Linked DNA regions of Mus musculus: region 2 is linked to region 1. A link is a loop called in an ENCODE intact Hi-C map of the cell type or tissue named here. Cell type or tissue: gastrocnemius. All regions are shown on one strand. Each heading gives the region's core, and the rest is flanking DNA. Links, peaks and the distances in the headings are about the cores only.

Region 1 (15,469 bases), core at 4,030-12,029:
TATTTTCTCAAGCAGTATTTGATATTATACAAGTTCTAACATGAATGGAAAATAGCATCCTGGTGACCTCTGCTTTGGCATCTATATTATAGTAAAATCAGAGATGAAAAATAACATATTGAGACCATATTCATCAAGCAGAGAGTAAAAGTCTACTTTTAAATCTAGCAACACATATTAAGTTCCCTTCTTTAAGACACAGCTCGTGTTAAGCTTAATTACTATTATTCTTCCACAACACATGTGGTCATCTACCTCACCAAAAGCCTGTGAGAGATCATGTTAGCTTATAACCTGTAGTCTAGAATGCATATCCTATTACTCCATTTAATAAAATCCCAGGGGGAAAAATGTCCTTGAAGGATAACATACAAGCTCACTTCAGTTTCTTACTAAACTAGAAAATCTTTAAAAATAGACCCATTTCTAACATTTTTGTTTTCTTTTAAACCCTTACACTAATTGCTAGACTGACCATGCAGCAGATGGCCAGTATACATGTGAAATTAATGAAGTAAGTAAGCAGTGTGGCTTTTCTTCCTGGAGTGTGTGCTCAAATGCAGACCTAAATGTGTTGGCCAGAGATCAACCTCAGGTATACTCCTTTACAGCCCTCCACTAGATTTGTTGACAAGGTCTCTCACTGAACCAGGACTGTGGCTGTCCAACACATCCCAGGGGCACACCTAACTTCATTCTTCACTCCTTTACCTCCCTAACAACATAAGAGCTACAGGTACGCACTACCATTCCTGGCTTTTATGTGGGAGCTCAGGATATACACTAAGTTTCTCATACAGTGAGCCAACCCCTAAGGACCTTTTTTTAAATCTTATTTTATTAATGTGTATGAGTTTTTTGCCTACATGTATGTCTGGTGCCTGCAAAGACCAGAAGGTATCAGATCCCCTGGAACTATAGTTACAGAGGATGTGGGTGGCAGGACTGAGCCTGGGTTCTCTGGAAGAGCAGCAAGTGTCCTTAATTGCTGACTCACCTGGCCAGCCCCTAAAGATGTTTAACAGCAAATTTCACAGTAAATCTCTAAATAAGAAGATTAAAAGAGACTAAAGTCTAGAAGACTAAAAAAGCAGGCCATTTTGCATTTAGAGTCTCACATTAACCAAACCTTTTTCTATTCCAACTAACTCCTGCCCTAGACAATGCTAATAGCCTTCCTTTCCACCTTTATAACTGTTGGCTTCTCCTCAATTCTGTGATATACCAGAAATATACTGCATAGTGTCAGAAACAAGAGATACCCTGTAGAACTCAAAGAGAAATAAAGAATCTTACTTCTTCAAAATCAGAAGTGCCAAAACTGGAAGTTTTTAACCAAGCTAGGCTCTAGCTTCAGAAAGGACACTGACCAATAACCTGCCATTATTAACCCATGTGTGCACTTTAAGATAAGCTTAAACTAAGAGATTGTATTACTTGTTTCAATGGTCATCGTTTTACTTCATCAAATTCATGGGAAAAAAAGTACTATCATTTACCTAAGCACCAGGAAGAGAGAATATAAAGTCAGAATATAGTTCTGCTTAAATATAAAAGACATATATACCCTTTTATACTTGACATCTTGACTATAGAGAGAGTTACTAAGTACGACAACTGATGAGTACAACGGCATTCCTAGGACTCTGGACTTTTCAACAGGAGGATCCCAAGTTCAGAACATGGGATCGGGCTATGTACGGAGCTTCAGCTGGGGAGGTGGATCAGTGGCAGAGCACTAAACTACCACACAGACAGCCTACTAGCTCTGGCTCCTTAGAGCCCCAGCACTAAAAGAATACAACAAATTTAAAAAAATAAAATAAAATAAACAAACAAAAAACATGCACACATTACCAGAACTAAGACAGGAGAATCACAAGTTCAACACTGCCCTAGGCTATAGAGTTCCAAACTAGTCTGAGATACACAGAAAGCCTGAGGTTAATCTGAGCTACACAGTAAATCCATCTCAAAAAAAAAAAAAATCAAATTATTTAATACTATGCAAAAACACATTGCTACACTGTAACATTACTTACATACATTTCAGTATCATTATTAAGTATGTCACTTCTCAAACCACACCTGAACTAAGTTGATTACTAAAAGTATTTCTCTTTGGGGATGGTGGTGGCACAACCCTTTAATCCCAGCACTGAAAAGGCAATGAACTCTGAGTTGGAAACCAGCTTGATCTATGTTTACGTGAGTTCCAAGCCAACCAGGGCTACACAGTGAGGCCTTGTCTCAAAAACAAAACAATATAGAAGGTGAGGAAAGCAGAATTGGCCCAAAGCTCTAGTAGGCTACACAGTGTCATAAACACCACAGACCCTGCTTCAACAAAGTGGAATTCAAAAGGCAAGGATTAGCTCTTAAAAGTTATTCTTAGACTTCCAAACGATGCTATGCATGTGCCCCTATGTTGTTCACACAGACACACACAGAAAAAGATGTGACACTTAGCAATATGACAAAAATCAATGTCCACCCATCTATATCCCACAGTCACCTACTTCCTGTTAGGAAGAAGTATGCCGGTTCCATAGTAAATACAGACCTGGGTGGTGGAGAGCAGAGCGTGCAATGCCTTCATCTAGAATGCCCGTTTCTTATTCTAGCATCAACTATGAGTCCATCCATGGGTGATAATTTAGGCAGACTTTTCAAACCGCAGTCTGAATAACACCAATGGTCAGGTATATTATGCCTTTGTCTTAATTTCTTTTCCTTGTAATATGAACAATACAGTTGTTCGTTCTTCCTTGGCCTAAAACTTAATAGTCTCTAAAGCAGCAATTCCCAAGCATTTTAGTTAGATTCCTGATACCCACAATGTCTCATTAATTTTCTTAGAGCAGCCCTAAGCCCAAAAAAAAAAAAAAAATCACATCAGTTCCACTTATTAGGTACTTGGAAACCATTTGAAAAGTAAATCTCGGGGCTGGAGAAATGGCTCAGTGGTTCACAGCCTTGCTCTTGCAGAGGACCTAGGATTGATTCCCAGCATCCACACGGTGGGTGGCTCCCATCTGTAACTCTAGTTCCTGGGAATCTGATGCCTTCTCCTGACTCCAAGGGCCCCAGGCCACAGGAACACAAGTGAAGACAAGCAGGCCAAACACTCAGACACATACAATTAATCATTTTTTTAAACTAAATGGAATTTTTAATGGTTTTATTTTATATTTAAACAACCAGAAGTACCTACTGAGTATTACTATGAGGCACACAACAACTTATCAAGTTTTGGAATTAGAATGGACACTGGTTCTATTTTCTGTTCCACTAGGCCTTTCTTGACTAAGGAACAAGGCACTCAAAACTGAAGCTACAATATCAAATTAAAGCTTGCAAGCAACTTTTTAGGAAAAAGAGCATAAAGTATTTAAACAAGGACAAATCAGTAAACTAGTTTCTACCTAAGAATGCTATGGTATTGCTAAATCTACCTCAATAAATACTGTATTCAAGTACTTAGCCCCTTTCCATTCCCCCAGTTAGCACAGCAGAGGACTGAAAAAGACAAAAGTGTATTCTAAGGGCTGCTCACATTAGGAAAAAACAAAACTTGCATAAAGTAATTTTTTTTTGTTTTTGTTTATTTGTTTGCTTTTCAAGATAGGGTTTCTCTGTGTAGCCCTGGCTGTCCTGGAGCTCACTCTGTAGACCAGGCTGGCATCGAACTCAGAAATCCTCCTGCCTCTGCCTCCCAAGTGTGCACCACCGCCTCCCAGCAGGTTTTTTTTTTAATTTAGCATGTGTGCACACATGCACACTCTTTCTATACACATGCCAAAAAGCTCTAGTAGAGGTTAGAGGACAGCTTGCAAGTGGTTCTTTCTTTCCACCTATGTAGGCTCAGAGGGATCTCAGATCATGAGGCCTGTCAACCAGTACCTTAACCCACTAAGCTATCCTGCCAGCAAAATTAAAACTTTCTTTTTTGTTTTGTTTTGGTTTTTACTTGTTTGTTTTTTTTTTTGAGATGGGGTTTCTCTGTGTAGTTCTAGCTGTCCTGGAACTCACTCTGTAGCCCAGGCATGCTTGGGTCTCAGAGATCTGCTAAAATTAAAGGCAAGTGCCACCGTGCTCAGATTAATTAAAACTTTTTAAATGGCACAGAGCTGTTTCTTAATAAAACTTATACAAAGTAGAACTCACGGATTATGACTGACATCCCCATGCCTTCCCAACCTCACAAAACTTTAAACCTAGTTACAATTAATACATGTAAACGATACTATGCATCTTAAATCTAAAAAAAATCTTTAATTTGTAGTACCAGAATATTTGAAAGTACCTTGTTTATAAAAAAAAAAAATTGTAACATTTCATTTGGCTCTTAGCCACTATCTTTGTCTGCTGAAGAAAATGAGAGACATATAAATGAGACACACTGTTCTATAACCCACATATTAAGCTGTTCTACACAAACCCTGGTCTTTCAACTCTTTCTAGTTTTCTTTCCCCAAAAGATTGAGTCAATCTTAGCTGAACTACCGTAAGGTATGCCATAATCCAAAGCCTGAACATCTTTTTCCTTCACAGTAAAACTTTCACCTTCAGAGAGACTTTTCATTTGCCACGTGTCTTGAACTGTGTGACATTAATTAACAATTATTCTTAGATTCCGCACGACAGAATCTACTATTATCAGTCCTCTTAGCAACCATATCGATGGTAATACTGTGCCTGAGGTAAATGGTCTCTCTCAGCCCAACTTCTTTCCCATTTTTTCCTTAGCTAATGGCCCAAAGTTCAATGCTAGAAATATCAAACCTATCCTAATAACTTTTCTCTTTCAATACTAACACCAAGTAAACACAATGATTAAAAATTAAGGGAATGAAAGCTTATCCAATATTCAAAATCAAATGGCACACCAAAAAATCTATGTCTGGCTCTTAACTTGGTCCAAATTCTAAAAACATTTCCCCTCAAGTACTCACATTTTCTGACGAATAAATTACTATTAATTTTAAAGTATCCTAAAATTAAGTGAGGGTACTACTACACTTCACAGTGACTACTTTCTTCAAAAAGAATGTGAATATATTTTGATAATGAAATTAATACACTAGAAGCTTAATGTTTAAAGAAAGTCTGCAAAAAATCTTAACCTAAAGTAATTTAACTCTGATTTCATAGTTTAAAAAACTAGATTTTTATAGCCAGATACAGTCTAAGAACTGTGAACCAGTAAAGAGATGCAGAGCCTGGCGTAGTGACAAATGCCTTTAATCCTAGCACGAGGCAGGCAGAGGCAGGAGGATTCCTAAGAGTTCCAAGCCAGCATGGTATACAGAATTCCAGGCCAGTCTCAAAAGAGAAAGTGGAAAGAAAGTATACGACCATTGTACCAATAACTGCTGTAGGATTAATACTTAATAACATTGTATATCACACATTTTCTCTACAGGTAATACTTTGAATAAGTTCACACTTGGGTCTTTCCTTAGCTATGTAAATACATCATATCGGAAACGTATTTTCTATACAGAACAAAAAAGCAACTCTGCTTTCTTAGAAAGGTCACAGCTATCATGCCTTGTACAATACCCAGTCCACCCTGGTCATCTACGCACAGATCAAAAGAAAAAGAAGAAAAGAAGACCTATTTGGGAAACGTTTCTTCTTTTGCCAAGGGCTGTCGCTAAACAAAGGCAATGTTCGGAGTACACAAATTAGGCTTCTCCTAGGGAAATAAAGTACCAGAAAAGGAGCGGAATGGATCGGGACTAATAGGGGAGAGGGTTAGCGCTCAGCGTGTAAAGACTGCAAGCAGCAAACACAGCGCTGAGATGCTCCAGCAAAAGAACCACGACCAGCAGCAGCAGCAGGAAGTTTCAATGGGGCCGGGCAGAGCATGCGCCCTGAACCCGCGCGGTGGCCTTATGTGGAAGGAGCACCACTTGCGAACACCAATAATAGACCAGCGGCACCAGAGAGAAACATGAGCAACAAGCACCTTCTTCAACTGTTTCCCCAGCCATCTGAGCCCCTCCTCCAGCCTACAGACTAACCACCCCACCCCAGCCAGCAAATGGAAGAGTGACTTCTTCCCTTAAGCCCTGTAGCTGAGATAGGGGGAAGGGATAGAGAAAAGTGGAGAGATGCTTTTCTATTATTTTGGGGGAGGTGGTGAGGAGAAAAACTATGGAGGAGGAGATATTAACCCTCTCCTACCCAGAGCGGAGAAGCTGGGCCGAGTTCATTTCCCCTTCCTACGCGAGAATAGGGGGGAAGCCCCCTCTCTGGTCATAGACTCAGATCTCCCAAGGAGGAAGGAGTTTGGGGGGCTAGACCAGCCCTCCAGGGGACGGGAAAAGGCAGGAGCCGACTCTCTCGGGGGAGTTCCCACCACCGGGAGAGCGGAGTGTCCGCGGGCCCCCGCCCACTCAGGTGGAGTGAGCAGAGGGGGCGCCGAGAGAAGATGGGCCCAGCCTCCCGGGAGACGGTGGGGCGGATTGGTGGGAGGAGGGGAAGAGAAAAGCGCAAAGCTGGCCGGAACCTGCGCTCCCCTTCCCCCGCCACCTAAAGGGGTAAGAACTGGAGGCAACACCGGCGCGGGGGACCCGGCCCCAGAGCGTCAGGCCGGCACAATACCCCCTCCTGGGCCCTAGCCCACACCCGGTCCGCGACGCCCCCACCTCCGTCCCCGCGGGGCACGGTGGCCCTAGGGGGCCTCCGCCCCGCCTCCCCAGCACCCAGGAACCCCCGGGCTACGAGGAGTAGGGACTCCGCGGAGGCCAATCCCTGGCGAGGGACGGCCGCAGAGCCCCAGGGTATCTATGGAGAGCTAAAGCGCGCCAGGGCCGCTTCCCGCCGGGCTTTCGGGCCGATCGCTTACCTTCTCCGTTGCCGATGTCTGGCGGCGGCGCCTGCAGCACCCGCTCCAGCTCTGGGAACGGCAACTCGGGCAGGTCCAGCAGCGGCCCGTAGCGTTCCAAGAAGGAGCAGACTACGGCGAAGTTGGGGCACGAACCCGGGCAGCCCGGAGGAGCCATCGCCGCTGCCGCTGCCGCCGCCGCCGCCGCCGCCGCCGCCGCCATTTTGAACTGGAGGATGGAGGAGGAGGGGATGGGGGGGCGGGAGGAGTTGGGGGGACCGAGGGATGGCAGGGTAGCTTTACGGACGACAGGAGGCGCTCTCGAGTGGACGCCCCTGCGGCGGCGAGCGTCTCGCGCCAGGCGCCGCGATCCCACAATACCACGCCGGCCCGGAGCAGTCGAGAACTGAGTTAGATCGGGGACAGAGAGGCACTCTGGGCCCTTCACTTTCCGCCCTCTTCCCGTCCCCTTCCCTCTACGACTTCAAGGCTCCGACTTCTTCCCTCCCACTTCGGGGTCGCTACTGCCTCGTGTGACAGGGGGAATGAAAACAAGGGAAGCGGGGCGGAGAGGTTGGGGGCGGGACTTTCTAAGAACGATAGCCAATGGGGGGAGGGGGCGGAGCTTCGGGTGTGGGCCGGCTGAAGGCGAATTCCAGGCCTGGTGGCTGAACCGCTGTGGCTCAGAGTCCCTCGGCTAGCTGCAGGGAAAGGTGAAGCACGGATCCGACTGGAGGAACAACCGCGAACAGAAGCGCTGCGTGAGTTTTCTGCGGGATCTGGGAACGGAGACGACCAAGAGAGAGAGACAGAGAGGGAGTTGAAGAGAGACACCAAGATGCAGCAAAAGAGAATGGCAGGGAGGAGAGAGGTTAGGAGAAGGAAAGGTGCGGTTGTGGCTTGGCGCGGGACCCTGGAGAGAAGTCTCAGAAAGTTTGCTGAGGGGTGTTGCCCTCTCCTGAGTGTTGTGTGACCAAACTTTTCCTGGGGGGACGGTAAACACATCTCACCCCAGACAGAGCTCCCACCGACAGACCGAAGTACAGATAACACCAAAGTCCAACTTGGCGAACCAATGCGTTTTATTTTAACAGGAGCATGGATAAGGGGTCACTTACAGGAGCAGGAATGACTCAGAGACAGCTGCGACCCCAGGGCCCACCCCAGCATGGGTGACAGATTATAAAAACTGCACAGCCTGCAGGCAGCTCACTGCGTTGGCATGTCCTTTCCAAGTGACTCTGGTCTGAACCTCTTCCAGGCAGCTCAGCTGGCTTCTGCTCCTCCCAGGCAGCTGGTCCCATCTCAGAGTCTTCTTTGCAGTGCAGCTTGTCTGAGAGGCTTTTTTTTTTTTTTTTTCAGCTCAACTTCCTTTAGTTTGAGAGAGACGATCACCTTTTACTGTTTGCTCTGACAGAGAGAGACCTAATGAATCTGGTTAGTTTCAGGGACTTCCTGAAGCTGTTTTGAGTTGTTTTACTGTCCTGTTTAAAGAGCTTCCTTGCCAGATGGAACCGGTGGACCAGGGCCTAAGGTACTCTGTGGATCACTAATGAGGAATTGCCTCTGCTGGGTGACCAAATCTGAGGAACCACTCTCTACTCGGGAACTAAGATGCTAAGAAGACTCTGGGCTCAGCTCAGGCTCTAAGTTGGCCAAGGTCTAGAGGGTGAGCTAGGATTCTACTTAGAAAGCTGGGAGTTCGCTGCACAGCAGTAAGCTTGTTAGGAAGCAGAGTTCTACTCCATTCCAGAGTTGGTTGTAGCATTCTCTCAGAAAGAATCCCAGAATGGGGAAAGTCATCAACAATGGAAAATAAATAGAACCTGCAGCTTAGGAAGCAGTATACTGTATGCTTAGGAGCAGGAAGTAAGTTTGAGTTGAACCAGACTTGAGTCCTATCCCTAATTACTTTATAACCTTCCGAAGTTTCTTTGTTACTTTGAACTTTAGTAAAGTGAATAATAATATCTACAGCATGGATAGTTCACAGTAAAGTGGTTAGTATGTTTTTCTGTCACATTGAATGTACTTTGAAAGATTCCTTCTTGTCCTGGCAGGTGGCAGAGTCAGGAAGAACTCTGAGTTCAGGCTATAGAGTAAGACTGTTTCAAAGAATCAAATCTTTCTTATAAAAAAATTATAATCTAGATTGAATCCAGCTATATTGAGCCTACAATTTATTACATTATGCCAAAATTTTAAGAATATATTTAAAACTTACATAACACCTACTTCCTAAAACTAAAGCAACACATATTCTAAATCAGATTAAATAGGAAAATGTGTGACTAAAGAAAGTTTTTTTTTAATAGGCAAATAATTATGCCAGGAACATGGGCATTGGCTTCACAGATAAACATTAAAGAATGTTATGTGTTTCCAGGTAAAAAGAGGGAAAACCATAATGGTCTATATCATTTTCATTAGCAAAGAAACTCATTTTTCAAGAGGAAAGAAGTTCTCTGAAAGTTATTACTTAGAATTATGATTCTTTTAAGATATTATCTGTGTGTGTGCAGACATTTGCGCTATTTGCCTGCATGTCAGAAGACAGCTTTGTTGAATCACTTCTGTTCTTCTACCTTTTATGCGTGCTCCAGGGAATGAACTTGAGTGGCCAGGCTTCCTCTGTGAGCACCTTTATTTACTGACCATCTTACTGGTCTTTAAAATAAATGTTGTCTTCAGATTTATTTTTTCTTAGTTAATGTATGTGTGTGTGCTTACCTGAGTTTATTATGTGCACTGCATGTATACAGGTGCCGCTGGAGGCGAGAAGGCATCGTTCCTCTAGAATTGGAGTTATAGGTGTGGGTACTGGCAACTGAACCCTGAGTCGTCTACAAAAGCAATGAGCAGTAACTGCAGAGCCATCTCTCTAGGTCCAAAAATAATGAGTCCTTTTATTTTATTATTTCACACAGGGTCCCATGTATTCCATTCTGTCCTCCAACTTCCTATGTAGATAGGATGGCTTTGAACTTCTGGTCCTCCTGCCTAAACCTTCCGAACATTTGTATTACTGATGTGTGCAACCATAACCAGTTTGTTTGTTTGTATTTTAAATGATCTTGTGTTTATGTGCACATGCGTATTGCGTAATCCAGAAGAGAGAGCATCAGATCCCCTTGTAAGCCACAGGATTTGGGTGCTAGGAACCATAGGTTCTCTGGAAGAAGACCAAGTATGTTTATTCACTTAGCCATCTATATTTAGCCACTGGAATAGCGAGTCTTAATCTGATCAACAAACCCTCAAATCAAAAATGCCATTAATCCCAGCACTAGGGAGGCAGAGGTTGGTATGTCTCTGTGAGTGCAAGGCCAGCCAGGTAATTCTAAGGAAGCCAAGACTGTGTAAAGAGACCTTTCCTCTCTCTAAGAGAGAGAGGGAGAGGGAGAGAGATAAAAAAATTACAAAGCACAATATGCTTAATAGTACTGAAAATGATTTAAATGGTTCTCTTTTATGTTACATATATTTTACTACAATAAGGGTTTAGGTTTTTTGTTTGTTTGTTTAAGTTTCTAAGAAAATATGGTTGTAGCGGGATGTGATGACACAGGCTTTTCATTCTAGGACCAAAAAGCAGAAACAGGCAGTCTCAGGGCTCAAGGCTAGCCAGGGCTACACAGTAAAACTGTCTCAAATAGGAGAGAGACAGTACAGCTGAAGATGGCTTGCAGTTAAGAGAACTCTTCCCAGAGAACCTAAGGTTAGACTTGAGGACCCAGGTTTGGTTCCCAGTTCCTGTATCCAACAGCTCCCAACCACCTGTAACTCTAGTTTTTAAGCATCTGGTGCCCTCTTCTGGCTTCTAAAGTCATCTGCTCACAGGAAGTGAAGTATACATACACTCAGGCACACATATATACTCATAAATTAATAAATACATTTGTTAATAAGAGGAAATATAGCTGTGGATTATTACTGCAAAGTTTTAATAAGTGGGAAGATATGCATTTTAGATATGAAATTGGGAATATCAAACTAAGAATTTTGATAGAAGTCTCAAAATGCAAAATGTGGAGGTAGGGGAGGACAAAGGAGAATCTGGAGAAGGACCGAAGCGAATCTGACCCAGAAGCTGGTGAGACGGTGCCGTGATTAAAGCTGTGATGGCCTGACTCTTACAAGTTGTTCTCTGGCCTCCACAAGCATGCTGTGACACACAGGCATCCACACACATGACATGGAAAATTAAAAACAGAAAAAAAAATCTTTAAAGAAAGAAAGGAAAATATGAGCCAGACTTCATCTCTATCAGCTGTTTTGTAACAACAAAAAGCCAGGCACACAATATTTTGAATTATACCTTTGTGAAAGAATGTCTATGAAAAGAAACTTTGAAGGAGGTGGAAGGTTTGATTACGTGTTATGTAAACCTTATCAGGTTTCTGTCTTGACTTTCAGCTGTTTTGTTTCTTTTCAGGCAAGGTACCATGAGTCCTGGTTTATCCCTAACTGACTATGTATGTGAGGTTCCCTGAACTCCTCCCGACCCTCCTCCTCACCTCCCAAGTGCTGGGATCACAGGTGTGTTCCACCATGCCCCTCTCTTTTCTCTTTTGTGGTTTGTTTGTTTGTTTGTTTGTTTTCTGTCAGTGTTTTAGAAAGTATCTCACTAGACATGACTCAAACTTGCAGTGGCCCTTCAGTTGCCACCTCCCATGTGCTGGGATTAAAGGCGTTACCCACCCCACCTGCTACTTCAGCTTTCCCATGAGGCCGTAAAATAACATCCTAAAAAAGAAAAGGCTGTCGTTTCTTCTACTGTACTTCAATCCACAACCTCTTCCAAAGGGGACTGTTAACTAATGCTAGAGTTTCTGCTCTTCTAGATTGGATTCAGCATTCCAGACTGAAATGAGAGCAAAGTCCTTAGGCATCTGAAAGTTACATCCACCCAAAAGATGAGAGGTGTTTGACTACAAAGCAATGCTAAGGTCATGCCTTCACAAAGTCCATTGTCAGGAAAAAACAACACACCCCCACAGTACCATTACCATCTCTTGCTTTTGTGCACTAAAGACAAGTTGTAGATTACAAGAATTTAATGCCAGTTGCAGGTTGTTGGCATATAATCAGCCTAGCACTAGAGAGATGGAGGCAGAAGGACCTTGAGTTTGAGGCCAGGCTAAGTATACATTGAGTTCCAGACCAGCCTGAGCTACATGGTAAGCCCCTGTCCCATCTAAAGAGTGAAAACATACATATAAAAGCAAGTTTAATCCCATTTTGTGAATTTAAATACCTAACATATGTATCAGATTAGAATGTAATGATAAAATTGCAGCTGTTTAATTGCAATACATTTATTGCTACGCACTAACTTGCACTAGGTTGAGTTTTGCCTAGTGTTTGTATTATTGTTTATTAAAAACAGCAAAATATCCAAAAGAAATTGTAAATTGTGCTATACTCCTGAAGTAAACTACAACAAATACTGAAATATACTGTCAACAACACAATATTATAGCTGAATCTCAAAAATACATTGAATGAAAGAAGGCAGACACAAGAGCCCAGACTAGCCTCCAGTCCACTCTGTAGCTGAGAGTGACCTTGAGCTCAGCCCCTGCCTCCACCCCAGAAGTACTGGGATTACAGGTGTTTGCCATCAGGCCCTGAGCCTGATGATTAAAGATTTATGTTGATTTTCGTGTGTACATATGTATGTCTGCATGGGTGTGTACACACGTGGCAGTGCCTACTGAGCTCAGGGGCCACAGATCCCCCTTAGAACTAAAGTTAGCAGTTAGAAACCACACAGCATAGGTGCTAGAAACCAAATGGGTCCTCTCAAAAGTAGCATGTACTCAAAACCTCAGAGCCATCTCCCCAGCCCAACCCCACCCTCACTTTTTTGAGATAGCTATCTCTCTAATTATAGCTTGCCTGGAATGTACAGAGCTCTGCCTGCTTCAGCCTCCAGAGTGCTGGGATTAAAGGCATGTGCCATCATGCTTAGCACCACTATGCCTATTTTCTATGGGGCTGGGGAATCACTCTACCATCAGCCATATCCCAAGCCTTTTACATCTTAATTTTTAACATTTCTATTAGAAACTTAAGCACACAAATCATGTTATGCAGTTTGGTATGCTACATAGAAAAAAAACTGATATTCAGGGAGGTAGACCACAAAATTATACACATACTTCTTACATTTTCGTTGCAGGAAGCCTTGCCCAGAGCCTCCTGAGCATACTTCTGCCATACTGCTTAGCAAGAGCCTCTCCAACAAACTCTAGCAGTGGGATATTTAATACAGACACAAAAAGACCTTATCCCAACACAGCACTTCCATTTTTAATGCAATCTATGTTTATGCTGTCTCATTCTTAAATACTTTTAATATACCCCCAGCTGATAGTAGTAGTTTCAAACTGTGACTCGTGATTCATTGGTGTATTTTTACAATCAATTTAGTGCATCAGGATCAAAAATTATACTAAAAATGAAAGAGAACAAAAAAAATAGAACACATCACAGTCACTTTAGGGGCCTTGATCTAATTTATTTTTTTTCTGCCAATTAAAGAATTAAAAGGCAGGCTAGAGAGATGGCTCAGTGATTAAGAGCACTGACTGCTCTTCCAGAGGTCCTGAGTTCAATTCTCAGCAACTACTGGTGGCTCACAACCATCTGTAATGGGATCTGATGCCATCTTCTGGTGTGTCTGAAGACACTGACAGTGTACTCACATGTATAAAATAAATAAATCTTTAAAAAGAAAAAATGAGGGGGGCACGCAAGCTGAAAAAATGTCTTTTTGTGTGTGGGGAGGGAGGCTAAATCCTCTGAAGAGTCTCCTCCCCTACTTTATGGTTAGTCAGTTTGAAGAAAGCTAGTGTAGTTGATTGGCTAGGAACTGAGACACGTCCTGAGCTGAGCCACCTACAGGCTTGTCTCAAGTCTAGAAGAGAAGGAAGAAGCTGGCCATTTTTAAGACAGGTTTTCTCCGTATAGCCCTGGCTGTCCTGGAACTCACTCTATAGACCAGGCTGGCCTCGAACTACTCAGAAATCCGCCTGCCTCTGCCTCCCAGGTGCTGGGATCAAAGGTGTGCACCACCACTGCCTGGCATTCACCGCCTTTCTTACCTAGCTGTGGCCCTCTCCCTATCTATCTGCTTACCAAGGAGTCTGTCTAACTTCTATTTTCTCAACAAGGTCGCACAAATACTAAGGATAAGTATTATTTTGATGAACCTAGCCTGCCTCCTTCTTAGGCTTAAGAGTCATTTGATAGTAAAAACTAAGTAGGCGCATTCCTGTGTCTGATTAAACCTGTTTCTCAAGGATTGGGCTATGTCCCACCTCTAACCTCACTACAAATGGTTCAAAGAAAGGGCAACCGAGTCTTAGTTTCTAACCATCTTGCAACCCTACCTTTGTTTCAAAGGTTATATGACTACTTGTTATGACTGCCTTGTTAGGACCACCTTACAATCATGTCTTTGTTTCAGGAGGTCATTATGATGAATTTGTTACGCGTATGTTCTGCTCCAGTCAGGTAGACCCCTTACTTACCCCTGGGCTATGAAAACCTTGCCTCCCGCTTGTCCACTGTTGACCTCTCAAACCCTGCTTTAGGGGGAGGTAGTCCATGTACACAGATTTAAAACGCTTGCTTTAGTTAATTTGGAGATGATTCAGGTCAGTGCGCCTTCTCCTCCCATGTTTGAAATTAACAATTTCTCAGTAATTATATGTACAGTAACTAACTGGAATTATCCCAAGTATACAAAGCTTGTTTTAACATATAAAATCAAGCTCTATATTGCATCATATTAACAGAATAAGGAAAAGAGCCCAGTCAGGTGCGGGGCAAAAAGATGCAACCCAAAGATGCAGGGGAAAAAAAAAAACTTTTGACAAGATTCATTCTTTTTTTTTTTTTTTTGTGGTAAAAATATTCAGTAAACTAGGAATATTCAGGGACCATTTTCAACCTTATTAATTTAGCAATATCTAGGAAAGCCTGAGATTTAACATATTAATGGTGAAGATTGATGCCTTCACCCTAAAGTCAGGAGCAAGACATCTATATCTCCTCAACTATACCAATTGTATTTAACACCAGCGTGGAGGAGGGTCTAGCCAAGACAACCGGAATAGAAAGAAAATGTATCCAAATTAGTATGGCATATATGTTTTTATGCACCATTTTAAGTGACAGTCTTATACATAACAAATCTTAAGAAATAAGAAAAAATTTTAAATAAACAAAATTTTTAATTAATAAGTAAGTTTATAGGATTCTAAATAAAACCTCAAAAATCAAGTGTATTTCAACATATTAACAATCTAAATGTGAAATTAAGAAGAAATTCTATTAGGGGAGGTAGCTTCACCTATAACCTTAGTCACTCAGAAGGCATAAACAACATAGCCAGATACCATCCCAAAAAGGGAAAAATCTTTACAATACCATCCAAAACAATAAAATAATAAAAAACTAAGTAAAAATGTAAAGAACCATGAATGAGGGCTCTTTATATATCTGTAATCACTTGTGAAGCTAGCCAGGAAGATGAGTTCAGAGCCAGCCAAGGTACACAAAAATAACAACAAAAACAAAAAACACAAACAAAAACAAGACTACAGAAAATAAAACACTGCAAAG
Region 2 (15,469 bases), core at 3,394-11,393, 100 kb before region 1:
AGCTGTACAGGGCTAGGGCTGTGCCTGAACTTTCACAACTGTAACAGAAACTAAGGTATAACTTCATATTTTAGTGTCAGCTATGTTATATTGATTTAAAAACCGCCTATTCTTGAAGCAAAGGGCTTATCCTTAAAGTGTTGAGATGTTTAAAATGGAAATTATACTTATTAAATATATCAGCGGTTCTCATTTAATTCTGTTGGTTGTGTGACTATTAATGGATTTTAATAGAAGTATATAATGGCCAAAGGCCAAAACTACATTCAAACCCTGCTAATATATCCAGGCCGATAGAAAATTCACACACACACACACACACACACACACACACACACACACACACACACACACACACACACATCATACAAATCACACACCATAAACATGCTTAAACTAAAAACTAAAAACCTCCCAAAGGAACTGCTTTGTTTGTAGACTTCAATTTGAAGTAGATAGTAAGGGCAAGAATAAACCAGTTAAAATTCACCTGAAAATCCCTTCTCAGTCTTCAAATGTGCTAAAATACACAGCTTAGCATCTCCATGTTATATTAGATGGATTATATTCAAAATGGCATCCCAGATGGTGAACACCATGTGGCCTGAAGAGTTAACACTACTGTCAAGTTTATAGTGTACCTAGATTTTAGGGAAAGACCACTCATTTCACTAACTGCCCACCTGGCCCAGCATGTATAGGCCATCTAATTTATTACAAAAGCTTTAAAGCTATTGAAAAGATTCTGTTAGCACAATCTGGTTGTCAAAGCTTCATTATACATTTTACTATACAAATACTTTCCAGATGATTTTTTTTTTATAACAAGAAACTCTGCTATAACAGAAACTTAGGTTAAAATGTTTTTATGATGGTGCTTCCAGGGTCTCTTTTTTTATTTAAAGTGTGGTAACTCCAAAAGTAAACCAATTGATGTCACAAAAGCTATTACTAAGTGATGTTTGTGTGATGTTATCTACAATACTCAAACTGCAACAGTACAGACATGAACTTTTAAACAGTTCGTTAATCATCATCTATGCCATGAATGTTTAAATATAATATATATTTAATATGAAAAGCTAAAGCACAGGTGCTTTCTCCCACCCTAAATTCTGTTTTGGGCCCTCACAGATTTGGAATGCATTCATATCCACCCTTTTCACAAAGTCAGGAGAGCTCAGGAAATATAAAGTCAAAAATATACAAATCTTTGTTGTTATTATAATAAGATTTTTTCCCATGAATGAAATTACCAAGGACCATGAACTTGGAAAAAGAAAATCAAAAGGAATTTACAGCAATTATTAATCTTCAAAGTTCAAAACTGGTCACTTCCCAGAAAGACTTCAAGATTTGTTGAAATTTTTCTTCTAAAAAGTCGTTCTGTAGTTTTCTAGGAAAAATTAAACAGCTTTACTAACTGGCCCGCTGGTGTGAGAGCTACCGTGGAATAAATTAGCACAAGAATGGAAAGAAGTCTTATAACTGTTCACTGTTACAGACGTAATCAACAAGATCAGTCACTCGCAAAAGCTCATCTTCATCTTCCTCTGGTGCCCCCACCTCCTGTCCACCACTTGTCCCATTGGGGGCTAGACTTGCACTGGCTGTGCCATTGTCCTTGGGGGTTTGGGACTTTTCAGTTGCTTTGCCCATCAAGTTCTCAATGGCCTTGCCAGGGCTCTGTCCATTGGTGGAAGGCAAGTCTACTAGGCTGTAGTCCAATGGGCTCCCTACTTTGTTTTCAAAGTCTTCTTCCTCATCACTCTCTATCCGGTAGGGCTTCTTGCTGCTCTCCTGCTCTGAGGGCAGGGCACTGGGCTGGCTGTCACGGGCAGGCTGGTCTGCGTCCCCATGAGCATTGTCACAGCTCTCCTCGTCCGTCTCAATCCGGTGTAGCCGCTTGCGGGATGGTTTGCCTTCCTCTTCATCATCCTCATCTGCTTCTGAATAGTCATCTGTGCTTCGGCCCCGTTTTCGAACAGATCGCTTCGATTCTTTTGTTAGCTCATCATCTTCAGAGTTCTTGGACATAAAGCTCTCTAGAATAAACAGACATTTAAGCTGTTGGCACAGTTGACATAAACACATTCAAGTACTCCTTCCTTTCCCTTATCTACCCCATCCTCTGCTTTTATGAAAATATTGCTCTGTAATAAATGGACTGACATGATAGACCTCTAACTTCTACCATCATCTATAACAATGTTTAGTGAGGTCTATTGTGCATTTTAATTTTGATTTAGGGGACAGTAGGTTTCTTGGGAGTGAGAGAAGAGGGGCATCTGATGGTTCTCGAACTAGGGGAAAATAAGTTGGCCACAAACTGGGAAACTCCTTCCCTTAGTCCTAAAATTGGGAAGTCATATAAATGCATTAATAAGGAAAGATTAAAACTGAAGGAAGGTGGTACACACCTATAATCCCCATACTTGGGAAGTATAGGAAGATCAAAAGTTCAAGGCTAGCCTGGGTTATATGAAATCCTTCTCAAAACAGAAACCAAAAGCAAATGTCTGGGCATCACCTTTGAGAGTAGTGACCTCCTCTGATAAACTATGAACTGGGAATGTCTTACTGTTATCTGTGCTGACTCTGTGAGTCATCTCACTGAGTCTTTGTGTTACATATACATTTACAAACTTACAAGGTTTAGGCAAACTAAAATCTAGATTAGTCTTTAACATGTATGTTTAGATAGCTAAAGAGGCATCTTAAATCTAGTGTGAATAAAAAAGCTCTTAAAGGTCATATGGCAATTTTTTTCTTTTTTTTCTAATTTATTTATTATATGTAAGTACACTATAGTTGTCTTCAGACACACCAGAAGAGGGCATCAGATCCCATTACAGATGGTTATGAGCCACCAAGTGGTTGCTGGGATTTGAACTTCCTCCAGAAGAGCAGTCAGCGCTCTTAACGGCTGAGGCATCTCTCCAGCCCAGCAGTTTTGTTCTTAAAGCTGCTTAGTTCTCCTTGATTTCTCATTCATCAAATCAGTAAATGATTTTGCTCTAACAAAACTGATCCTTGGAAAGCTGGAGAAATAGCTTAGCCGTTAAGAGCACATGCTGCTCTTGATGAAGACCAGAGTTCAGTTCCCAGCACCCATTTCAGAGGAATGATAACCACATGTAATTCTAGTTCCAGAGGATCTGTTGCCCTCTTTTGACACTCAGACACTAGGCATCCATGTAGTGCACACGCAAACACACACAAACAAATCTAAAACTCTATCTTAAAGTATAAACTATCTACAACTTGATTTTTATTCTTACAAGTACAGACCTAGCTCTACCCCATCATCTCATCCTGGGACTACTGGTCCCCAAACTGTTCTCCCTCTTTAATTTATTAGTATTAGTAGGTACTCTAGCAAACTAGAACCCACATGAGATCATACTACTCCACTGCACTTCCCATATCACACAAAGCAAATCCATAATCCATACAACAGCCTACTCTCTTAATAGACACTAGTCATGTGGTAAATTTAAATCAATTAAAATTAAACAGCATTTAGTTTCATGCTCAAGCCGGCTAAACTTTAAGTGTTTCACAGGCTCATGAGGATAACATCACTGAATTAATCAGCACTAACACAGAATATTCTAATTATTGTAGAAAACAAGCTAGGCAGCTTTGAGATTATCTGAGATTACTATTTATTTATTTATTTATTTATTTATTTATTTATTTATTTATGTCAGGAGAGACCTCGTGTTCTATCAGAACTACTCATTTTTTAAGAAGGGAGTCATAGACAATATGTAAACAAACAGATATGACCATCTTCCAATAAAACCTGATCTGCAACACTGTTATGTCAGCAGGTACACTGGAGCTTGCTGACATCTTCATGACACCTTCAGTTTTAACAACCCCGACCTTCCTTCTGTTCCCTGATGATGCTGGGCACAGTCAGCTCAGGCTCTGAGGTAGACACTCCCTCAGTCGGTATCGCTCTTCCTTCAGAGAATGAGAATGCCTACCCTATGTTTCTTTCAGATCTTAAATGTCACACCTGTGTGGATGAAAGAGTATGTCTGAGCATGGGTGGGGGAGCATGTGTTACCAATATGTGTTTGTGTGTATTTAGAACCAAATCTCCAGTGTAGAGTCTCAGGCATGCTAGGCAAATATTTCACCAGAAATTCCTAACTTTGCTCCCTAAATGTTGTCTTTCTCAATGAAGAAATCAGAAATTGGAAGAATATTTTTCTAATCCTCTTTTCTCCTTCTAATAGCTTATATTCTAACATTTGTTTTATTACCATTCCATCTACCTACATGAGGGCTGTTCTGTTCTGTCCTATTCCTAGTGCTTACACCAAGGGCTTATCCAATCAATACTGACATTTAATGGCTGTATCATGTTTTTTATTTATGACATATGAAGATAATCAAGGGAAATTTACCTTTAGTCTCCTACATCCACATTTTTTTTCCTGGTCTCATACTTTCAATTATTTGTTTGATGTTTAATGTGTAAAAGCAATATTCAAAGCAGATCATAAGCAATGATAGATTATGCTTAAAAAGAGTCAGCATCAGGCTGGAGAGACTGCTCTTCTGAAGGTCCTGAGTTCAAATCCCAGCAACCACATGATGGCTCACAACCATCCATAATGAGATTTGATGCCCTCTTCTGGTGTGTCTGAAGACAGCTACAGTGTACTTATGAATAATAATAAATCTTTAAAAAAAAAAGTCAGCATCTTTCAAAATGACCTTAGAGGTTTGAATTAACAATGAAATGGGCATTCCTATTAGAATTTTTAAAAGATTTACCTTATTATTATGTATGCATATCTTTGTATGCCAGTGTTTACAAACATCAGAAGGCACTAGAGTCCATGAACTTGGAGTTATGTGTGGTTGTGAGATGCCTACCTACTGTGGGTGTTAGGAATTGAACCTTGATCCTCTGAAAGAACAAAAAATTCTCTTAACCACTGAGCAACCTCTCCAGCCCCTACAAATGAATTTGGGGAGGGAGGTATTCAAGACAGCATTTTGTGTGTGTGTGTGTGTGTGTGTGTGTGTGTATAGCCTTGGCTGTTCTGGAACTCACTCTATAGACTTGGTTGGCCTTGAACTCAGAGATCCACCTGTCTCTGCCTCACAAATGCTGGGATTAAAGGCCCACACCACCACTGCCTGGCTATGAATGTTTTAAAACTTTCTCTACACTTCTGGTATAGAACAACTCAAGCCATTACATAAAACAGATCTCAGCTGAAATTCATACTGAAAGTACAGAAGGACAATAGATAACTTGGCTTGAGACTGCTTATCTACTCAGAACTTAGAAGTGATTTCAAACTGGAACAAAACAAAAGGAGCAGAATAAATCACATTGTATTAAGAGCTTAATACAATGGAACCTTTAAAGATTAGCATTCTATTGAGTCATTTACTCCAATTATAATTAATAAACAAAAAAAAATCTAAGATTCATCTTACTGACACTAATGATTGTATGCATTTTAATATAAAGAAAAGCTTGAGTCACTTTTCTTTCCATGCAGTGTCTATTTCTGCCATGCCCTGCTCCCGCACACAGGACACCAACTTACCTTCACTCTCTGAGCTGGAAAGTCTGCGCTTGTGAACTCGCCTGATTTCTTTACCACGTCGTAGACTTTTCTGGGAACCATCACTTTCTGAATCTTCTTTATAGTTAATTTGTCTTTTCTGGTTCCTTCTTGATCGCCTTCGCCGGGTTTCTACAAAATCATCACTAAAATCATCGCTAAAGTCACTTTCTGTTTAAAAAAGGAGGGAAATAAAAAAATTACAAAATTTAAATCCATTGGTAGAAGTATACTTAGCTAACGCTATAAAAATATAAGGTTACTAGAATTTAGTTGTAAAAATTTAGTTAAGTAAGGTATATAAATCTCAGAGCCAGGTGATGGTGGTGCACTTTTAATTCCAGCATTTGGGAGGCAGAGACAGGTAGATCTGTCTCTCCGCCTGCTTCCCTCCCTCCCTCCTAATTTTGCTGGGATTATAGGTATGAGCCACCATGTCCAGACCTAAAGAACTACTTTAAAAATGAACGTATTGGGGATGGAGTTAAGAGCACTGGCTGTTCTTTCAGAGAACCTGGGTCAAATTCCCAGCAGCACCCCCATGACAGCTCAGTGTCTGTAACTCAAGTTGCAGGGGATCTGATACCCTCTCACAGATACAACAACAATGCACAGAAAAAAACATTAAAAAATATTTTTATGATTTATTTATCAGTAAATGTTTGAGTATGTGCTGGAAGTCCTGTAAAATCCTCGAGAGTAAATGTTGTGCGTAGAAAAGTTAAGAAATCCTGCTGTGTGTTGGGTTAACTAGTTATTCATCTCCAACATCTCAAAATATGCTCAGAAATATGTGGCACCACAAGGATTTATCAGAATTTATCATTCAGAGTTTGGCATGAAGGAAACATATTAATTTGTGTGAATTTTCTCAGGTAGTTCTGTATGAGAAAAGCTACTAGTAAAGTCATAAGAAAAGCATTTCAGTCCCATCAGGACATGTCACAGCTGCGTGACTCCAACATCCTGTGACGAGAAGTCACAGGAAGTAACTGAGTTGCTCTGATTCAGACTGAAGGACTTTTACCAGAGTCTCTGCTGTTCTCCTCGGATTCTTCCTCCTCCTCATCGTCATCGGAGTACTTCTTCTTTGGGGTCTTTCTCCGCAAACGCCTGCTTTGCCTCATTGGCCGAGAAGGATGCCGCCTCAGTCTTCGGCTGCAGAAGTCAGTGTCGCTGTCCTCATTGGATGGTGGCTCTTCTTCACTTTCATCTGGATTTTCATCAGACACAACAAACTCATCCTGAGATCTGTCCAGGAAAAGCCAGATACATCACGATGGTACACTTAGTGTTTGTTTTGTTTTGGTACATTTAGAAGTGATAACCAGTTTTTCAAAGTTCCAAACACATTGTAAAGAACCCAGTAAAACATTAAGTAAATTTAAAGATATATTTGGAAAATTATGTCAACTTTGCCAATAAAATGTATGTTCTACCATCTATCCCTCTGAAGAAGCTGTGAGAATAAATGCTGTAAGTCACACATGAATTGCAGTGACCTCTTTGGGTACATCTTAAATCCAACACATTTGAAAAGGCTCATTATTTCTTAACTTACTACTCTTCTCTGTCAGCCACCGGATATTTTTAATACAAAACGTTGACTTCTTATTATGAGGAGAAATAGAGTACTTGTGCCTGCGTATTCCGAGGACAACTTGCAGAATTGGTTCTGTCCTCCCACCCTTACGTGGCTTCTAAAGAAAAGGTTGCCAGGCTTCGGGAGCAAACATGTCCACCTGCTCAGCTAGTTAGCCTGGTACTGAGCATCACTCACCCAGTTAGCCTGGTACTGAGCATCACTCACCCAGCATCACTCACCCAAACATGTTTACCTGCTCAGCTAGTTAGCCTGGTACTGAGCATCACTCACCCAGCCAGAGTCTGAGGTTTTTTCCCTTTCATCTCGTGCCTCAACCCTTTGGGTAATTTTTTTTTAAATCCATTTTCAGGACAAAGTTCAAAATTATATGCATGACAAAAGAGAAAAAAAAAAAAAAGAAAAACCCACTCAGTGATTTTTTTTCTTTTTTATCCCCATATTCTTGCTTTTCTGGGAGTTTCCTAAATATGCCTTGGCATTTGAACATGTGGCTTCTCTGTTTTGGTTGCTTTCTTATCTCACACTGCCTCTAATTCTAAACTTACAAGGCTGCCCAAAATACCCATTCTACACATGCCAACTCTAACTTCTTTCTTATGTGGTTTCCCTGAGCAACTATCTTCTGTACTCTAATTTTATCTGTTACAAAGGCAGGCAAGGCAGAGGAACTTTTCTGTGATTTTGTATACTTATCTATTATACTACATCCATTAACAAACCAAAAGGAAAAACTCCACAATACTGTTTATACTTGTTCTGTTGTTCTGTATAAATGGAAGTAATGCTAATATTGGATTAGTTATCCCTTATCCAACCTCTAGAGAGCGCCAGAGAGAGGTGATACTTCTTTATAATTTACCATACAATTAAAAACTACTGAGGAACTTGGTAGAAGGTTGTATAGAGAAAGCTTTCAATAAATGAAACCTCAATTGCAGTTAAACAAATTTAAATATTAAACTAGTATAAACATAGCTTTAATTTTAATCTAAAAATGAATCAAAACCAGTGATCTCAAATTTATTTTAAATGTCCTGCAAATCCATATAGAGGAAGCCACGCCACAGCAGTGTGGCTCTCCGAGGACGCAGCAGTTTGCATGCTGACCCCTAGACACACACCCGTCACTGATCTTGAATTCATCCTCACTCTCTTCTTCATCTAGGTTGCTATCACTGTCAAGATCATTAAGTCGCCGGCGTTTCTTCCTGCGAGCAGCAGCTGCCCTCTGGGGCCGTTTATTTTCCTTTCTTTCTTCATCCAAAATAGTAGAAATGTCTTTCCCACGGTGACCTGTGATGGTGGAGATATCTTTCCCCCGGCCAACTCCTGAAAGGAAGAGGTAACTACATGTTTATTGAACCTTCCCCATAACTCATCAGAGCAGCAGCCATTCCTTTGCTTAATTTATCTTAGAAATATGTAGGCTCCTTACAACATCAGCTGATAATGCTCTAAAGAAAGGATTACTGTGCCTCTCTTACTATGTACAAGTTTACAAGGCAGAGACTCCTAGTTTACATTTGACTTGCCAAGTGATGCTCACCCCACCCCCTCTTTTTTCTCACTGTCTTTTATTTGGTGGAAGTCTGTTTAAAAACCTCTCTGTGCAGCGTAGGTTGGCCCTAAACTCCTTGTGCCTCAGCTTCCTGAATTAGAGATTTGTATCGCCACACCTGGCTCAATACTCTATTTGTGTGCGTGTTTATGTATGTACAGCACATGCATGTCTGATACTCAGTGTCAGAAGATGGAAGTCCAGCTCCACAGAACTGCAGTTAGTATGGTTGGGAGCTATGAAGTAGATACTGGGAGCTGAACTGGTATCAGGCATGCATATGCTGTACATACATACGTACATGGTGCTAGGAACCAAGCTCTAGTCCTCTGAAAGAGCAGCAGTTGCTCCGAACTGCTTAATCATCTCTCCAGACTCATCTTTTAAAAAAAGTAACTCAGAGTTTTCTGATTTAGCCACAAAGTTGTCCAACTGCCAACACTAGCCAATCTGAGACCACCTCCTCACTCTGAAAATAAAACCTCATACCTGCTAGTAGCTGCTCAAAAATATCCTTGAATAAGGACAGAAACAAAGTTGATAAAGATATAAAGGACACAGTTCTGAAAGGCTCTAATGTCAGTTTCTTCAAAACAAAACAAAACAAAACAAAACAAAACAAAACAAAAGGCTTACTCATCCACTTTTACTATTTTACAGGAACAAGTAGAAAGCAGAAGGTTCTACATCAGAGCATTAGTAACTGGCTATATAATGCCTTAACAAACAACCTTCAGATTTTCCTATAATGCTGTTTTGAAAGGTAATTAAAGGCCAGCCATGGTAGTGCATCCCAGCACTCAGGAGGTAGAGGCAGGAGGATCTCTGTAAGTTAAAGGACAGTCTTGCCAACACAGCAAGTTCAGGACAACTAGAACCACAGAGAGAGATCCTGTCTCAAACAAAATGAAATGGAAAGAAAGAAAAGAAGGAAGGAAGGAAGGAAGGAAAAAAGACAGAGAATGTAATTAAGTGAGTAAATTGATCTTTAAGTTATACCAGTCATTAAAATTTGAATTATCCATATATTTGAGGCTTTGTAGTTATAAAGACAATAGGAAAGTTAACTGAGTATTCTAATTAGAATCAGATAGAAATTGTTTGATTAATAAAGAAAATTAACTTTTGTATTATATCATATAAAAATTAATAATTACAAAGTTCTGACTTAATACACTAATACTATATCAACAGATTATGTTAAATATGAGACAGTTTGTTCAGTGTTAGCTTTGGAGAGAACAATAATCTGCTGGTAGAATTATGTGAAAAGAATAACAGATAAACACATACCTCCTCCATCAGCCTCTTTAATATCATCTTCTATAGCTTCATCAATTGCTTCATCAAATTCATCAAATCTAAAATAAGCACAGTGATCAGACCCTAAGCTGTATATGTTTGATTTCTATAGACTACATACACAAAGTGTCTGCATCAGTCTGGTTTTGTCCCCATTCCAACTCACATGTGACAACCTTAAGGTATGGTTCACACACGACTATGATTAATGTCCTCCTTAAACAGGACTAAAAAAGAGAAAACAAAAATCTCTTGGCATCTTCTGCCATGTGACATTATAACAGGAGGACAGCTATCTATCTATCTATGGAAGTAGACCCACACCAGACACTAGATCTTCGAGAACGTCTATCCTGTGAGCACAAAGCATGAAGTTGCCACTGATAAGCAGAAACAGGCTCTGAAATCTGACTCCCCAATCTGTTGGTACTTTCATCTTGACTTTATAAAGTCTCCAGAACTGTGAGAAATCAACACATGCTTTTTGAAAGCTATCCAGTTGATAGTATTTCTACACAGGAAAGCAGAAGGATTCATACAATATCAGTATATGTGAAGGTACCCTAACACACACACGCACACACTCTAGACAATAAACAAGTAAAAACTTCAAAGAATCAGTAAAGTTTTAGATTCTTTAGATTATTATATAATTACTATTGAAAGTAAGTGTATTGTTAAATTCATATACAAATGATCAAATTTTACAACTAGATAAATGTGCTTTTGCTCAAAAAACTATTTTTTGGATTTAAAGATAAAAAAACAAGAAAAAAAAGATCTCTATGATTGCTTTATATGGAAGATTCATCTTAGTTTGGGCTCAGGTGACCTAAGATGAACTCAGCCGGACTGAATGTACAAATAACTTCTGCTTGGAATCTTGTGCATACAAGTGCATGCAAGTGTGTGCCTGGTGTGTGGACTGAACATATGACCTGACTCAAGCTAAGGAAGGGTTCTACTACTTCTGAGCTACAGCGTGGCCTTTTAGTGTTGGAACTCTATACCCAAGGATACCAAGTGACATAAATGTAATACTTAAAAATCACTAAGTTGGGAAAACCATCCACTTCTGTCTTGTCTAACTGGAAAAAACCAGACTCTTCTACTACAACAACTTTCTCTTCCTTCATACCTGTAGCTAATACATTTCCTTGTTCTTGTTGATCTCCTTTCAAGTGCATTTGCTTTGGATTTTTTTGCATCTTTTTTCTTTTCTTCTTGCTCTTCAGAAAACTCAGGCTCCTTTAAAGATAAAAGTGTACAGGTATGACCAGGAAACAGTTCTTGGAATTAGCAGCTTTCACATTCTACCTAGGCAGCATACACAAAATATGTGAATTTCTAAGATTATCTATCACAATGAACATACACAGCAAAACTACTTACACAAATTAAAAAATTGGAGATCAATAAATGAAATATTTCTGTTGATTTTCTTATACTTCTGTGAGTTTGTAATTGTATTAAAATAAAATAACAAGAGTGAAGTTTTTCTACAGTTTCAATCGGCTAACCAATAATTACACAGAAAACTCTGAATACATTGTGTGTGCTCAATTCGCGAGATGATCTGATTTAAACTGAAGAAGAACAACTAGGTAAGCTACTTAAAGCTATGATACAATTGTGGAAAGGGATGGCTCAATGGTTAAGAGCACTGGCTGCTCTTCCTGAGGTCCTGAGTTCAATTCCTAGCAACCACATGGTGGCTCACAACCATCTGTAATGAGATCTGATGCCCTCTTCTGGTGTATCTGAAGACATGACAGTGTACACATATACTTAAAAAAAAAAATCTTTAAAAAAAAATTGTAGGTGGGGGTGGGTGGGTATGGGAGACTTTTGGTATAGCATTGGAAATGTAAATGAGCTAAATACCTAATAAAAAATGGAAAAAAAATTGTGAAAAGAATAAAATTGTAAGACTTTGCTTGGAACCTGCTGACTGTGATGGCTTATAGCTCTAAGCCTAGCCTTCAAAACCAGCACTCAAGAGGTAAAGGCAAGTGGATCCCTGAATTCCAGGCCAGTCAGGGTTATATACCCTGCCAAAAATCAGCTACAGTAACAAAACTCACAACAAAATCAAGTTTGAAATTACTGAACATTCACTGATGAGGTACCCTTAATTATAGACTAATAAATGTTAAATAATGGTAGTTCTTCAAAGAAATTAAATTATAATAGAAATTAAAGTTTCAGTAAGGGCCATTTTAAAAGTAATTTATTCCCAAGCTATTCTTTAGTTATTTTATGCAAATAACACATTATAAAGCTAACCACAAATTGTCCCATTTACAATAGAAACAATAGAATATTACCCCAAAGCAAAGAGCTATAAATTTAGTTTAAATACAATAATCACATTTTTGGGTTATCTATTTATATATAATAATTTGAAAAGTTCTTTCCACAAATGCTTAAAATGTCTAGCCTTAATAAAGTAGGAATGTTGAATATTAAAACAAGTCACACAATTCCATTAAATGTAAGAAAGCACATAACATCTCTTCCACAAATGCTATATAAACTTAGACTGGAAATCGCTCAGTGGTTAAGGATGGCTGCTCTTCAGGGGACTCATGTTCCATGCTCACCTCCCAGAGTGGCTCACAACCAGCTCCAGGGGATCTATAGCACCCTCTTCTGACCTCTGTAGGCAATAGGTATACATGAGGTACATAGACATAAAGGGGAAACATGCATACACATTATGATTTTAAATTAAAACAAAACCAAAAACTTATCAACTAGAAACTTACTTGTGGAGGAATGATGTTTTCAATACTGATACCAACATACACCAAACGTTCTTTCCTTAAAATCAAGACCAAAAGTATAAAATAAGATTTGCTATAAATAAAATTCACATGTAAATATCATTTCAGATAGTAATAAAATTATAATTTCATAGTACTTAGGAGGCTGTTACCAATACTAAAGTGAAACCCTATTAGTAGAGAATTAGTATAGATGAAAAGCACAAACTTTCTTATATATATATATGAAAGCTGTACTTTTGAACTGAAATAAACAAAGAAATTTCAAATTGTGAATTGACAATGTAGTAAGATAAAAAGCTAACACTGATTAGACAAACAAGGTCTTTGCATATTAGATGTTTTGGGTAATGTTATGAATGTAGTATAAATTATAAGACTATGATAATAAGCATCACTATAAATTAATGACTAACTAATAGTATATAACAAAACCATCTCAAGGCTCCAGAGAATGACAATAAAGCCACTTATTTCTTGCTCTGGAGATGAAAAACTGCAATGGAAACACATGGCTATGCATTCAACAATGCAAATTAAGATACCCATAGAGCCAGAAAACAAGCATGCAGATGCTTAATGACTTCATGGTTCTGTTTGCTAGAAAAACAAAAACCACAAAACTGTGTATTTTGATTTAAAAAAACCAATAACAAACAGCTCTATACAAAAGGAGTTTGCTCTGGCCCTCTCAATGTTAACCCAGTCCAGCAAAGGCAGCTGAGCTCTGAATACCAAAGTACATTAAACTGAACTAAAAGAGAAACTGTTCTTTTTGGCTTATTGTAATGTTCCTTCTGAAAGGAAATTAATGCATTTACTTGTCTAGAGCCTTTGAAATGCAGCTTCTAATGTGCTATGAACTCCTGGCTCTGATAACAAGAATCTTATAATTAGGCGGTGAAGATATTACATTTATGAAAATGATAAAATAACTTTGATTAAAACTTTGTAAGATTTCAGATAGTAATAAAATTATAATTTCATAGTACTTAGGAGGCTGTTACCAATACTAAAGTATAGTAGTGGTAGAGAGATGGCTCAGAGGTTAGAAACACTGACTGCTCTTTCAGAGGTCCTGAGTTCAATCCCCAGCAAACACATAGTGGCTCACAACCATCTGTAACGGGATATGATGCCCTCTTTTGGTGTGTCTGAAGACAGATACAGGGTATTCATATACATAAAATAAATAAGTTTTTTAAAAAAGATTTATTTATTACTATATCTAAGTACACTGTAGCTATCTTCAGATGCACCAGAAGAGGACGTCAGATCTTATTACGGATGGTTGGGAGCCACCATGTGGTTGCTGGGATTTGAACTCAGGATCTTCGGAAGAGCAGTTGGTGCTCTTAACCACTGAGCCATCTCTCCAGCCCATAAGTCTTTTATTTTTTCTTTTTTAAAAGAAAAAGATATAAGTAATTAATAATGACCAAGACAATCAGAATATATTTCATGGTTTGAACAGTCTCTGATATTAAGTATATGGGATATACATCTCTTCTTTTTTTTTTTTTTTTTTTTTTTTTAAGATTGTAAGTACACTGTAGCTGTTTCAGACACACCAGAAGAGGGCGTCAGATCTCATTATGGATGGTTGTGAGCCACCATGTGGTTACTGGGATTTGAACTCAGGACCTTCAGAAGAGCAGTCAGTGCTCTTAACCGCTGAGCCATCTCTCCAGCCCCCATACATCTCTTCTTACAATAATCACATTCATTGAAAACTAATTTTCTCCTTTAAACCTTGAAATTGCTTTCATTTGTCTACTATTTCTCTTCTTAATTCAACTGAAGAGATATTTGCTCATGTTCATCATGGACAGATTTATACCAAGCTTTGAAATCCGTAGATAACATAAGTTATGGTTTTTGCCCTCATAATTAGTTATCAACTGACTATAGACCATTTCTAACTCTACTAGAAACATGAAATGGTATAATTCCATCTAAACAGAGAAATCATGGCTTTAAATGGATTCGCTGTTGTACAGAATCTGCAAGGGAGACATGATTGCCCATCGCAGTCTTGTTAGTAACCTTTTGGCAGGATGCTGTCCACCCAATCTTACTACCTGGATGAATGATACTGCAAATCTTATCATTACTAACAACTCCACTCTTTCAAAAATTTCAGTTTTACACATCCTATTGTCTGACTCCACTAACTCAATTTCCAAGTTACTCTACTTTATATACTAATTGCTACGGTTTTTGTACTCTAGTCGAACGTCCGCTTACTCAGGTCCCTATTGAGTACTAAACCTGACTAGCCCTGTCACCTGGCTGACACGACACAGTCCTTCACAGTAAATACTCCTTTGCATACACTTTCAAACTCCTTGTCTCTTATTCTCCTTCCCATTGTTCTAACCTGGAAAATCCAATCCCTAATTAAATTCAACTCACTGCTAAGCATAGCACTAGTAAATGTAGTTTGGAAGAACAGATTTTTGAATTCCTAAACTATCTCTGATACCACTAGGTGTCATTAACATTAACATACTACAAAATAGAGGTTTCTAAACCAGCAGATTCCACAAAGCCACACTGCAGATCTGTAGACACTTGCTAGATAGTCACTACTCATTGTCAGAATCCTCTTTTCTAC

The links. A loop is a pair of places that touch in the nucleus more often than their neighbours do. Peaks named below come from ENCODE experiments on the same cell type or tissue, not always from the same donor. Only the 100,000 strongest peaks of a DNase experiment are listed, where the experiment ranks them.
Region 2: it touches region 1 in a loop (2.5-fold over the local background); 14 of 42 quality-filtered maps call a loop at or near these places.

The regions. Positions count from the first base shown.
Region 1 is chr7:97,571,493-97,586,961 of GRCm38, reverse strand. It overlaps Aamdc (adipogenesis associated Mth938 domain containing), which reads left to right and starts at 7,465. Exons shown (of 5, transcript NM_001177945.1): 1 at 7,465-7,596; 2 at 11,271-11,374. The coding sequence starts at 11,309. Rsf1 (remodeling and spacing factor 1) reads right to left here and starts at 7,066. Exons shown (of 16, transcript NM_001081267.2): 1 at 6,857-7,066. The coding sequence starts at 7,058. In gastrocnemius, for the core only: CTCF peaks have their summits at 5,902, 7,163 and 10,667 (motif pointing left); DNase peaks (open chromatin) are centred at 6,471, 7,253, 7,387, 8,050 and 1 more place; H3K4me3 peaks cover 3,818 bases; H3K27ac peaks cover 3,921 bases.
Region 2 is chr7:97,672,001-97,687,469 of GRCm38, reverse strand. It overlaps Rsf1 (remodeling and spacing factor 1), which reads right to left. Exons shown (of 16, transcript NM_001081267.2): 10 at 12,835-12,889; 11 at 11,205-11,314; 12 at 10,058-10,125; 13 at 8,328-8,535; 14 at 6,628-6,851; 15 at 5,583-5,771; 16 at 1-2,045. The coding sequence ends at 1,483. Rsf1os2 (remodeling and spacing factor 1, opposite strand 2) reads left to right here. Exons shown (of 3, transcript NR_154552.1): 2 at 8,372-8,548. Among named protein-coding and RNA genes, the nearest start is that of Rsf1os2, 17 kb to the left of the region's middle. In gastrocnemius, for the core only: a CTCF peak has its summit at 8,022; no DNase peak of the experiment used is centred there.